2 separate regions of the Homo sapiens genome follow, and region 1 is linked to region 2. A link is a contact called in ENCODE Hi-C or POLR2A ChIA-PET data. All regions are on one chromosome and are shown on one strand. Each heading gives the region's core, a stretch centred on a gene start or an enhancer-like site at or near the end of the contact. The rest is flanking DNA. Distances are from core to core; before and after follow the strand shown. Region 1 overlaps LARP4B (La ribonucleoprotein 4B). Region 2 overlaps DIP2C (disco interacting protein 2 homolog C).

Region 1 (5,821 bases), core at 1,091-3,590, 520 kb before region 2:
TATTTAAAAAATACATTTCATAAGGCTCTAGCTGTATAGATCATGGTTCCTCTGATGGATTCTGGAAAGGATTCACCATTCTAGATGCTGTTAAGAACATTTGTGATTCGTGAGGGAAGGCCAAAATGTCAACATTAACCAGAGGCGTTGATTCCAGCCCTCACGGAGGACATTGAGGGGTTCATGACCAGTGGAGAAAGTCACTGCAGAGGTAGTAGAAATAGGAAGAGAACTGGAATCAGAAGTACAGCCTGAAAATATGACTGAATTGCTGCAATCTCATGTACAACTTGAATGTGTAAAACTTGCTTCTTATGGATGAGCAAAGAAAATGGTTTCTTGAGTTAGAATGTATTCCTGGTGAAGACGCTGTGAATATTGTTGAAATGACAACAAAGGATTTAGAATATTCCATAAACCTAGCTGATAAAGCAGCAGCAGGGTTTGAGAGGATTGACTAATTTTGAAAGAAGTCCCACTGTTGACAAAATGATATCAAACAGCATCACACGCTGCAGAGAAATCTTTGGTGAAAGCAAGAGTCCGTCCACGTGATATACTTCGCTGTTGTCTTAAGAAATTGCCGCAGCCACCCAAGTTTTCAGCAGCCACCATCCTGAACAGTCAGCCCTCATCATCAAGGCAGGACCAGCAAAAAAGATTATTATTTGCTGAAGGCTCAGATGATCGTTAACATTTTCCAACAATAGATTCTTTTTATTTATTTTTTTCCAGACATAATCTCACTCCGTCACTTAGGCTGGAGTGCAGTGGCATGATCACAGCTCATTGCAGCCTCTGCCTCCAGGGTTCAAGTGATTCTTGTGCCTCAGCCTCCCAAGTAGCTGGGACTACAGGCATGTGCCACCATGCCCAGCTAATTTTTGTATTTTTATTAGAGACAGGGTTTTGCCATGTTAGCCAGGCTGGTCTTGAACTCCTGACCCCAGGTGTTCCACTTGCCTCGGCCTCCCAAAGTGCTGGGATTGCAGGCCTGAGCCAGCATGCCCAGCCAGCAATAGAGTATGTTTAAATGAAGGTATTGTAGTTTTTTTTTTAAGGACATACTGCTATCTCACATTAAATATACAACAGTTTAGTGTACTCATAATTTTTATATTCACTGGGAAAACAGAACTTTGTGTGACTTGCTTTATTGCAATATTTGCTTGATTGCAGCACTCTGGAACTGAACCCATGATATCTCTGAGGTATGCCTGTACTGTTAATAATTCTTGAAATTAGGTAGTGATAGCCTTCCAACTCTGTTTTTCATAGTTACTTTTTAAATTCCAGTTCCTGTGTATTTCCATGCAAATTAGAATGAGGTTGTTAATATCTACAAAGTGCTGAGATTTTTGTTGGGGGGTTCACTGAATCTATAGATCAGTTGGAGAACATTGACATCTGAACAATATCCATGAACAAGATGTATCTCTTACTTGTTTAGATCTTTAATTTCTCTCAGAAGTATTTTTTGGTTTTCAGTGTACTGGTCTTTTACATCTTTTATCCAGTTTATAAGTATTTTATATTTTTTGGTGCTATTGTAAGTGATTTTTAAAATTTGTATTTGCAGTTGTTTGTTACTAGTATATCAAAGCATTCATTTTTATGTATTGAGTCCAAACCCAGAAATTTTGTTATGCTCACTTATTAGTTTTAGACACTTTTTTGTAGATTACATTGGATTTTCTACATAGATGATTGGATTATTTTAGAATGAAGACTGTTTTACTTTCTCTCCAATCTTGATGCCTTTTATTTCTTTATCCTGCCCCGTTGTACTAGATAGGCCCTCCAGTACAAAGGTGAACAGAAGTGGAAAGAATGAACAAACGTTTGGGTTGTCTCTGGTCTTACAAGAGGCACTCAGTATTTCACCATGAAGTATAACGTTAGTGGTGGTTTTAGGTCTGTGCCCTTTATATGTTGATGAGGCACTCTTCTTTTCCTGGTTTGCTGAGAGATTTTTATGAGGAATGAATATTGTAATTTGTCATCTATGGAGATGGGCATATATTTGTTGTTTTTTAGTGTGTTCGGATGAATTGTATTAATTGTTTTTCAAATGTGATACCAACATTTGTGGTCTAAACCTCTGTAGATCATGATACAGTATACTTTGGATATACTACTGGATTCCATTTACCAAAACTTTGCTTAGAATTTTTACACCTGGGATCTTGGTTTCTAGTTTTCATTTCAGTGTTTTTCTTTCTATTTAAGTTTTTGGAAGAGGTTACGTATTATTTCACCCTCATATGAGGAAGTGAAACAAGTCATGTGGGCAGGAGTTTTCCTTTTTTCTTCTTTCCTTTCTTACTTACTAAACTTACTTAGTTTAGTTGCTCACAGAGTCTTGCTCTGCCACCCAGGCTTGAGTGCAGTAGCATCATCATGGCTCACTCAGTCCCAACCTCCCGGTCTCAGGCGATTCTCCCGCCTTAGCCTCCCAAGTAGCTGGGACTACAGTAGCACACCACCACGCCTGGCTTATTTTTGTATTTTCTGTAGAGATGGAGTTTCACCATGTTACCCAGGCTGGTCTCCAAACTCCTGAGCTCAAGCGATCCGCTCACCTCAGCCTCTCTAGATGCTGAGATTACAAGCATGAGCCACTGCGTCCCACCTGGGCAGGAGTTTTATTTGTGGGAAAGCTTTCAACTACAGTTTATTTTTTCATAGTGCTACTCATTTATTTCTTCTTGAGGGAGCTTTGGTTTATATAGTTACAAAGATTTGGTCTATTTCATCTGAGTTGTGGGATTTACAGCACAGAGTTGTTCATAATACTCTGTTATCACCTGTGAAATCTGTAGTCATGTTACATCACTCATCTCTGTTATTGGTAATTTGTGTCTTCTTTATAATCCCAATCAGTCTGGGTAGAGGTTTGTTAGTTTTATTGACCTTATCAAAAGGTGTTTTCTGTTGGGCATGGTGGTTCACACCTGTAATCCCAGCACTTTGAGAGGCCGAGGCGGGCAGATCACGTGAGGTCAAGAGTTCAAGACCAGCCTGGTCAACATAGTGAAACGCCATCTCTACTAAAAATACAAAAATTAGCCGCCTGTGGTGGCGGGCGCCTGTGGTCCCAGCTCCTCGGGAGGCTGAGGCAGGAGAACTGCTTGAACCCAGGAAACGTAGGTTGCAGTGAGCCAGGATCGCACCATTGCACTCCAGCATGGGGGACAGAGCGAAACTCCATCTCAAAAAAAAAAAAAAAAAAAAAGTTAGTGTTTTCATTTTATCGATTTTTCTCATTTGTTTTACTCTTTCCTATTTCATTCTTTCTTCTGATGTTTGTAATATACTCTCTTACGATTTCTTTGGGTTTAATTTACCCTTTCTTCTGTGTCCTAAGGTGGAAGCAGAGCTCATTAATATGAGGCCTTTCTTATTTTCTGATATAGTCATTTAGTTTTACTATTTTCCCCATAAGTAGTGCTTAAGCAGAATCTCTCAAATTTAGATGCATTGTTTTCATTTTCAGTTACTTCCAAATACTGTATTTCTTTTTTGATTTTTTTTCTTTGACTCATAGATAATTTAGAGATATTTGATTTAGTTTACAAATATTTGGGGGTTTTCCAGGGATCTTTCTTTTATTAATTTCTAGTTTAATTTCATTGTGGTCAAAGAACATACTTTGTATGACTTGAATTTCTTTAAATATATTAAGTCTTATTTTATGGCTTCAAATATGGGCTGTCTTGTTAAATATTCCATTTGTCCTTGAGAAGAATATGTGTTTTGCTGTTGCTATGGGGAATATTTTGTCAGTGTTAATGAGGTCAAGTTGAGTGGTAGTGTTCAAGATTAATGTACTCTTTCTGATTTCTGTCTACTTGTTCTGTCAACTATTGAAAGAAAGGTTCTGTTAATTTTTGCATTTGTCTGTTTATCCTTTTAGTTTTATCAGTTTTTGCTTCACGTATTTTGAAGACTTTTTTGTGGCCTCTTGATTCATTGACCCCTCTCTTTATCTTTAGTAATAGTCTTTGCTCTCAATTTACTTTGTCTCACATTAATGTAATCACTCCAGGTTTCTTTTGACTAGCCTTAATATGGTATATCTTATATCCTTTTTACTTTAAGCTATTTGTGTATTTAATAAAGTGCATTTGTTGTAGATAACATAACATTTGGGTTTTGCTTTTTTGTCTTCTATTTAGAACGTTAACATTTAGTGTGGTAATTGCTTTGGTTAGGTTTAGGTCTCTCATCTTGCTATTTGTTTTAGAATAGTTTTAGACTTAGAAAAATTGAGATGATTGAACACACAGAATTCCCATATACCTGGCACCCAGTTTTTCCTATTACCGACATCTTGCATTAATATGGTACATTTGTCCCAATCACTGAACCAGTAGTGATACATCGTAACCTAACGTCCTTTTTCTGTTGCGGGATCTCAGCTGAGAACCACATTATATTTCATTGTTACGTCTCCTTAGGCTCCTCTTGGCTGTAACAGTTTCCCAGGCTTTCCTTGTTTGTGGTAGTTTTGATATAATAGTTCTGAAGAGTACTAGTCAAGTATTTTGTAACAACATTCTCTTCTATTAGAATTTGATGTTTTCCTCATTATGATACTATAGTGGTAATGGGTTTGAGAAGGTAAAACACCACTTTTATCACATATATCAAGGGTGCACATTGTCAACGTGACTTACCACTGTTGGTGTTGATCTTGATCACCTGGCTGTTTACTGGGTTTCTCACTATGAAGTTACCCTTTCCCTCCCCATTTCCATGTTGTACTGTTTGGAAGGAAGTCGCTGCGTACAGCCCACACTTAAGGAGTTGGGGATTTATGGTCCCCCTCCATGAGGACACGAATCTTCGTAAATTATTTAAAATTCTTATGTATGGGAGATTTGTCTCTTCTCCTTTATTTATTTACTTATTCAACTCTTTATAGCAGTGTGGATTCCAGAATGTTTGTTTTATACTTTTGGTTATAATCCAGTACTGCTTTATTTTGTTGCTCAAATTGTTCTTCTAGCTTTGGCCATCAGGAGTTCTGGTCGGCTCCCTTTGACATGCCCCATCAACATAGGGTTTTTTTGTGGTTATTTTGTTTTGTTTTGTTTCTCCTTGCTTCAGCCTTAGAATCAGCCATTTCTCCAAGGAGCGCTGGGTCCTTCATTGGACAGTGATATCAGAAACCAAGATTGAGTGCTAGACGTGTTCTGTTTCTTTTTGTCCCATGTGTTCTTCGTTCCTCTTTCCCTTTTTTTCTGTTTTCCTTTGGAGCAGCCTTCTTCTTTGTTTCGCTGTTTTAATGATTTCTTTGCGTTTTGCTCCACTTCCTCCGGCTAACACAGTCTACCTTGAGGTGGCTGCGTGCTGCTTCACATAGAGCACAGCATCAGGGCAGTCTGCCGCCGTTTCTCTCGTGGCCCGGATGCTTTGGTCATCATGCCTTTTGCAGTTACTTATGCTATAAACTGACAATATATGTTTTTATTTTTATTTAAAAGTCAGTTATTTTTAAAAGAGATTGAAACTGTAACAAGCAAAACAGCATACGTGTTTGTCCATGTCATGGCGGTTTCTGGTGCTCTCTACTCCTGTGTGTAGATTTTCTCTGTGTTGAGGGCTGACTATACCAGGGTCTGCTGTTACACTTGAGCTCAGCTGCTCGATGTTGTCCGCAGCTTGCTGATCCTCTCAGCTGGTTGTGCTTCTCATTTTTCTGTTTGATTTTGGGAAGCTTCTGTTACTGTGTCTTCAGGTTCCCGAGTCTGCTGTAATGTTTACCCTGTTGTTAATCTCATCAAGTATTTTTAATATCAGACATTGGAGTTTTCAT
Region 2 (5,873 bases), core at 3,116-5,615:
ACACATCAACCTAGGCCTCCACAACACACACACACAGCTGCGTAGGCCTCCACGACACACGTGCACACACACAGCTGCCTAGGCCTTCACAGAACACACACACACATCAGCCTAGTCCTCCACAACACACACACACATCAGCCTAGGCCTCCACAACACACACACAGCTGCCTAGGCCTCCACAACACACACGCGTACACACACCGGCCTACGCCTCCACAACACACGTGCGCACACACACACAGCTGCCTAGGCCTCCACAGAACACACACACACACATCAGCCTAGGCCTCCACAGCACACACACAGCTTCCTAGGCCTCTACAACACACACGCACGCACACACACACAGACTGTCTAGGCCTCCACAGCACACACATACACATCAGCTTAGGCCTCCACAACACACACGCACACACAATCAGCCTAGGCCTCCACAACACACACACACAGCTACGTAGGCCTCCACGACACACACACAGCTGCCTAGGCCTCCACAACACACACGCGCGCACACACCTGCCTAGGCCTCCACAACACACGTGCACACACACACACAGCTGCCTAGGCCTCCACAGAACACACACACACATCAGCCTAGGCCTCCACAACACACACACACCGGCCTAGGCCTCCACCACACACACTTGCACACACAGACAGCTGCCTAGGCCTCCACCACACGCATGCACACATCAGCCTAGGCCTCCACAACACACACACACACACAGCTGCCTAGGCCTCCACAACACACACACGCACACACACACCAGTCTAGGCCTCCACAACACACACACACACACACACACACCAGTCTAGGCCTCCACAACACACACACACACACACACAGCTGCCTAGGCCTCCACAACACACACACACACAGCTGCCTAGGCCTCCACAACACACACACACGCGCACACACCAGTCTAGGCCTCCACAACACACACACACACACACACACACACCTGCCTAGGCCTCCACAACACGCGCACACACACCAGTCTAGGCCTCCACAACACACACACACACAGCTGCCTAGGCCTCCACAGGGCCAGGGTGTTCAGTGTCACTGTTTTCCCCTCCACCTCTTGTCCCACTGGAGGGCCTTCAGGGACAGGACGCAGACGGAGCCATGATCTCCTAGGATAACAATACCTTCTCCTGGAAGACCCTCCTGAAGGACCCACTGAGGCTGTTTTACAATTTACTTTCTTTTTTATAAGTAGGAGGATGCTGTAAAATAACAAAGTACAGTAAATTCATAAACCAGTAACAGTTGTTTGTCATCATGGTTAAAGTATTAAGTTGTGTACATAATTGTATATGCTCATCAAAAACCTAATCCACCGTGCCCAAGTAGGCTTCATCTCTAAGATGCTAGGTATCATATGCAAATAAAAAAATGTGATTCATCGTGTAAACAGAACTGAAGACATGATTGTATGTGCTGTGCTTTTATATGACTGGCAGCACAGGTTTGTTTAGACCAGTTACCACCACCAACACAAGTAACGTGGTGTGCTTCAGCATCTCTAGGCAGTAGAAATTTTTCAGCTTCGTTACAGGCTCATGAGACCACCATTGTACACGGACCCATCCTTGACCAAAGCATCGCTATCCTGGGACCTCAGGGATGCTGATTTTTAAATTTTTTTTTAGAGATGGCGTCTTGCCATGTTGCCCAGGCTGGTTTTGAACTCCTGGGCTCAAGCTATCCTCCCACCTCAGCCTCCCAAAGTGTTGGAATTATAGGCATGAACCACCACACCTAGCCTACAAAAACATTTTTTTTTTAGTTAGCCGGGTGTAGTGGTGTGCGCCTGTGGTCCCAACTACTTGGGAGGCTGAGGTGGAGGATCACTTGAGCCTGGGTGGTTGAGGTTGCAGTAAGCTGAGATCACGCCACTGCACTCAAGCCTGGGTGACAGAGCGAGACCCTGTCTCAAGAATAAAGATTGCAACAGGTTGTAACACTTTGAGTAAAATAGGAAATTTTCCAACTATTCAGATACACAGATGAACAAATGGAAAGCTTGATGAGAAGTGAGGATTTCTATAGTAGCCATCCACGAAATAGTTAAAGGAAAGAGAGTCTTCATGGTGGAAAAGCCTGAACCAGCTGGTCCAGGCAAACCTCAGTGATGGTGAAGCCTGTAGCACACAGCGGGTGGGATGAAGAGAGCCGCATCCGCGATACTCCTGCCGAAGATGCCTGTCCTGGATCTCCCCATGTGGAAGCACCAGCCCCCAAGTTAGGGGACTGATTGGACAATGCACCTGCCTAGAATCTTCCCAAAGCCTGGTGTCGTGAGAGTCACGGAAACATCCAGAAACTCGCTCTGGGCAGCGGGAAGCTGAGAGCCGACCACTTTCTTGCAGTGTGCCTGTGCAAACTGGGTAATTGGGGATGGCTAGAGAAACTTGAACAGGGTCTGAGCTGGGACAGGAGGAATGCGTTGGTTTTCTGATTTTGATGGCTTAGGTGTTTATGGAGGAAAATAGACTTGTTTGTTGGAAATCCCCCCTGAAGTGTCTGGGATTACGCATCAGGTCAGTGATTCACCATTAGATAATCCAAGGAGAGAGAATTATTTTAAACGTACTTGTACATTTTCTATAACTTTGTGATTGTTTGAAAGTTAAGTAACACAAATAATTTGTGTCCTCATCCTAAAGCTTTCTTCTGTCATAGAGGATTGTTTATCTGAGACATATGAGTATAATGGTATTGTTTCAAAATATTTTTTAAGATTACACCTGTTTTTAAAAATTGTGTCAGATAGCCTGTATTCATGTATTGGAAGATTCAATATTATTAAAATGGTAGTTCTCCCCACATTGCTTTATAGGTTCAATGTAATTCCTACCAAAATCTTGGCAGGCTATTTTTTGGGGGTTTTTTGGGGCAGAAATTGATAATATCCTGAAGTAAATATAAAGGACCCACAATAGTGAAAGCAGTTTTAAAATAGGTTAACAAAATTGGAGAATTCAGAACTTCTCATTCCTGATTTCAAAAATATTGCAAAGCTGCAATAACCAGAACAATGTACTGGCATTGAGATAGAGTGATTATATATATGAGAAACAGAATTGAGAGTCCAGAAATAAACCCTTATATTTATGGTCAAATAATTTTTTAATAGAGTTACCCGAGCAATTCAATGAAGAAAAGTTTTTCCAACAACAGATGCTGGGAAATTCGGACATTCACATGAAAAGGAAAAAAGATTAAACCTTGACTCAACGTCATATACCTAAGTTAGTTCAAGTGGATCATAGATCTTAATGTAAGAGCAAAAATTATAAAAATTTTAGAAAACACAGGAGTAAATTTTCATAATCTTGGTTAGGCACAGAGTTCATCAAAGGTATACTACATAAATACTGATAAACTGGACTGGAACAAAATTTAAAACTTTTGTATATCAAAAGACAGAATTAAGTAGAAAGACAAGCCACAGTCTGGGAAAAAATATTTGCAAATTATAAATCTCATGAAGCACTTCTAAGCACCTATGTAATAAATTTTTTCTTTTTTTTTTTTTTTTTTTTTGAGACAGTCTTGCTCTGTCACCCGGGCTGGAGTGCAGTAGCTTGATCTCAGCTTACTGCCACCTCTGCCTCCAAGGTTCAAGTGATTCTCCTGCCTCAGCCTCCCAAGTAGCTGGAAGTACAGGCATGCACCACCACACCTGGCTATTTTTTTTGTATTTTTAGTAGAGACAGTGTTTTGCCATGTTGGCCAGGCTGGTCTTGAACTCCTTACCTCAAGTAATCTGCCCGCTTCAGCCTCCCAAAGTGCTGGGATTACAGGCGTGAGCCACTGCACCCAGCCTATGTAATAAACACTCAAAACTCAGAAACAAGCAACATAAACACGGGCAAGAGATCTGAATAGATATCTCACCAGAAGAAGACATACAAATGGCCAATAAGGACGTGAAAAGATACCTAGCGTTAATTAGGGAAATGCAAATTAAAACCACAGTGAGATACCACTTCACACCCACTAGAATGCTGTCACCGAAAACACAGGAAATAAAGTTGGAGAGCTCGTGTTTTCTGACTTCAAAACTTACACTGCAAAGCAACAGTAACCAAGAAGGTGGAAAAACGAATTCTCATACATTGATAGTGGGAATGTAAAATGGGGAAGCCACTGTTTGGCATGATCTTAATTAAGCAGACTTGCTGCATTGACTCAGCAGCTGCACTCCTAGGAGAAAGGAAAGCGAACATCCACTCAGAGACTTGGTGTAAGTTCCCTGGAACCTCGGTCAACACAAGGAAACAATCCAGGTATCCGCTAGCAGGTGACTGAACAGGTGACGCCTGCCACGTCCACATGGTGGGTGCTTCTGCACAGGATGAGCTCAGAAGCACCTGCTGAGGGAGGGAAGTGTGGCTGTGTGGTAGGCAGTGTCCAGAAAAGGCAAATTTGTAAACAAAGTAGAATGATGACTGGGGCTAGGGCTGGAAATGGGACTGACTGCAGATGGACACGGGATCCCTTTCAGGTGATGGGAATGTTCTAGAGTAGTGACCATTTTACAACTCTTCAATTTTATTAAAAGCCATTCTGTGCTTAAAATGAGTGAAACTTAGGGTATGCAAAGTATACCTAAATAAAGCCGACGGGTGTTTTAAAAAGAATAGGCCGGGTGCGGTGGCTCATGCAGGTAATCCCAGCACTTTGGGAGGCTGAGGTGGGTGGATCACTTGAGGTCAGGAGTTTGAGACCAGCCTGGCCAACATGATGAAACCTCGTCTCTGCTAAAAATACAAAAATTAGCCTGGCGTGGTGGCACACGCCTGTCATCCCAGCTACTCAGGAGCATGAGGCAGGAGAATCACTTGAACCCAGGAGGCAGAGGTTGCATTGAGCCAAGAATGCACCACTGCACTCCAACCTGGGCGACGGAGTGAGACTCTGTCTCAACAATAAAAAATAATAAAGTGCTTCATTGCAGTAACTCAAGTGTGTAGGGAGACCCTGGGCTGGATGGCATGCCTGCTGGCAGACAGGGTATGACCCAGGACCCCCAGGTGAGATGAACCTGTCTTGTTGAATTCCCAAGTTAGGAGAGTTTTCAGTTGTTGGTATATTTTGTCAGGTTAGTAATCTGAAATCATCAAATTGCTAATGTGCGAATGTGTATTACTTACCAAAATGTCTATTTTTATTCTTTTTGAAGTTAAGATCTGAAGAACAGCTCAGGTTCCCAACATTCTCAGAGAATAATGTCTTGAGAATAAGCAACCTGCTCTTAAGTAGGTTTGTCTTGTCCATAGCAGAATTTATTGCCAGTGCCAAAAATCAATTTTGGCTAATACAGCAATTAATCAAAATTTGCTGTATTGAGTGAGGTAAGGGCAATTAGGAAATCATGAGTTGGGTTTTCTATTTGTTTCTGCTGTCAAGATTTGTGTTTTCTTAATGTTGATTTCTTATTTATGGTGATGAGGAGGGAGGTGAAACTATATTTAGTTTTCACAAGTATATTTGAAATTCTCTGGCCAGGAATTCACACTGGGTTCCCAAGCCCGTTGTGTGCTGACAATTCTGACAGAGCAAATCATTAATGCTGATGTGTATTTTTGAGGAAGCCACTTCCAGGGACACTTAGAAATGGTTAAAATGACTTTGGGTGTCCGAGGCAGGAGGATTGCTTGAACCTAGGCGTTCAAGACCAGCTTGGGCAACATAGTGAGACCCCATCTCCACAAAAAAAGTTTTAAGTTAGCCAGTCATGGTGGTATGTGCCTCTAGTCTCTAGTCCCAGTCATGGTGGTACGTGCCTCTAGTCCCAGATACTTGGGAAGTGGGAGGATCACTTGAGCCCATGAGGTCAGGGCTACAGTGAGCTGTG

Evidence for each region. Hi-C counts contacts between places; a loop is a spot of excess contacts on that map. ChIA-PET counts read pairs that join two places held with the same protein, here RNA polymerase II (POLR2A). Pooled maps may share reads with other maps.
Region 1: a pooled map shows a loop between it and region 2 (4-fold over the local background). The contact joins two enhancer-like sites. A Hi-C loop is called at or near these places in 2 of 50 pooled maps. POLR2A ChIA-PET finds 5 or more read pairs at or near these places in 2 of 52 experiments (B cell and BJ).

The regions. Positions count from the first base shown.
Region 1 is chr10:848,595-854,415 of GRCh38, reverse strand. All of the region lies in intron 5 of LARP4B (La ribonucleoprotein 4B), which reads left to right. Among named protein-coding and RNA genes, the nearest start is that of LARP4B, 80 kb to the left of the region's middle. Within about 2 kb of position 2,340, at least 3 of the 41 ENCODE cell types and tissues checked have a DNase peak (open chromatin) inside an H3K27ac peak, as active enhancers do; they include B cell, where a contact is called at or near this core.
Region 2 is chr10:331,988-337,860 of GRCh38, reverse strand. The region is part of intron 29 of DIP2C (disco interacting protein 2 homolog C); the gene reads left to right. LOC124902362 (a long non-coding RNA gene) reads left to right here. Exons shown (of 2, transcript XR_007062030.1): 2 at 2,009-2,836. Among named protein-coding and RNA genes, the nearest start is that of ZMYND11, 200 kb to the right of the region's middle. Within about 2 kb of position 4,365, at least 4 of the 41 ENCODE cell types and tissues checked have a DNase peak (open chromatin) inside an H3K27ac peak, as active enhancers do; they include B cell, where a contact is called at or near this core.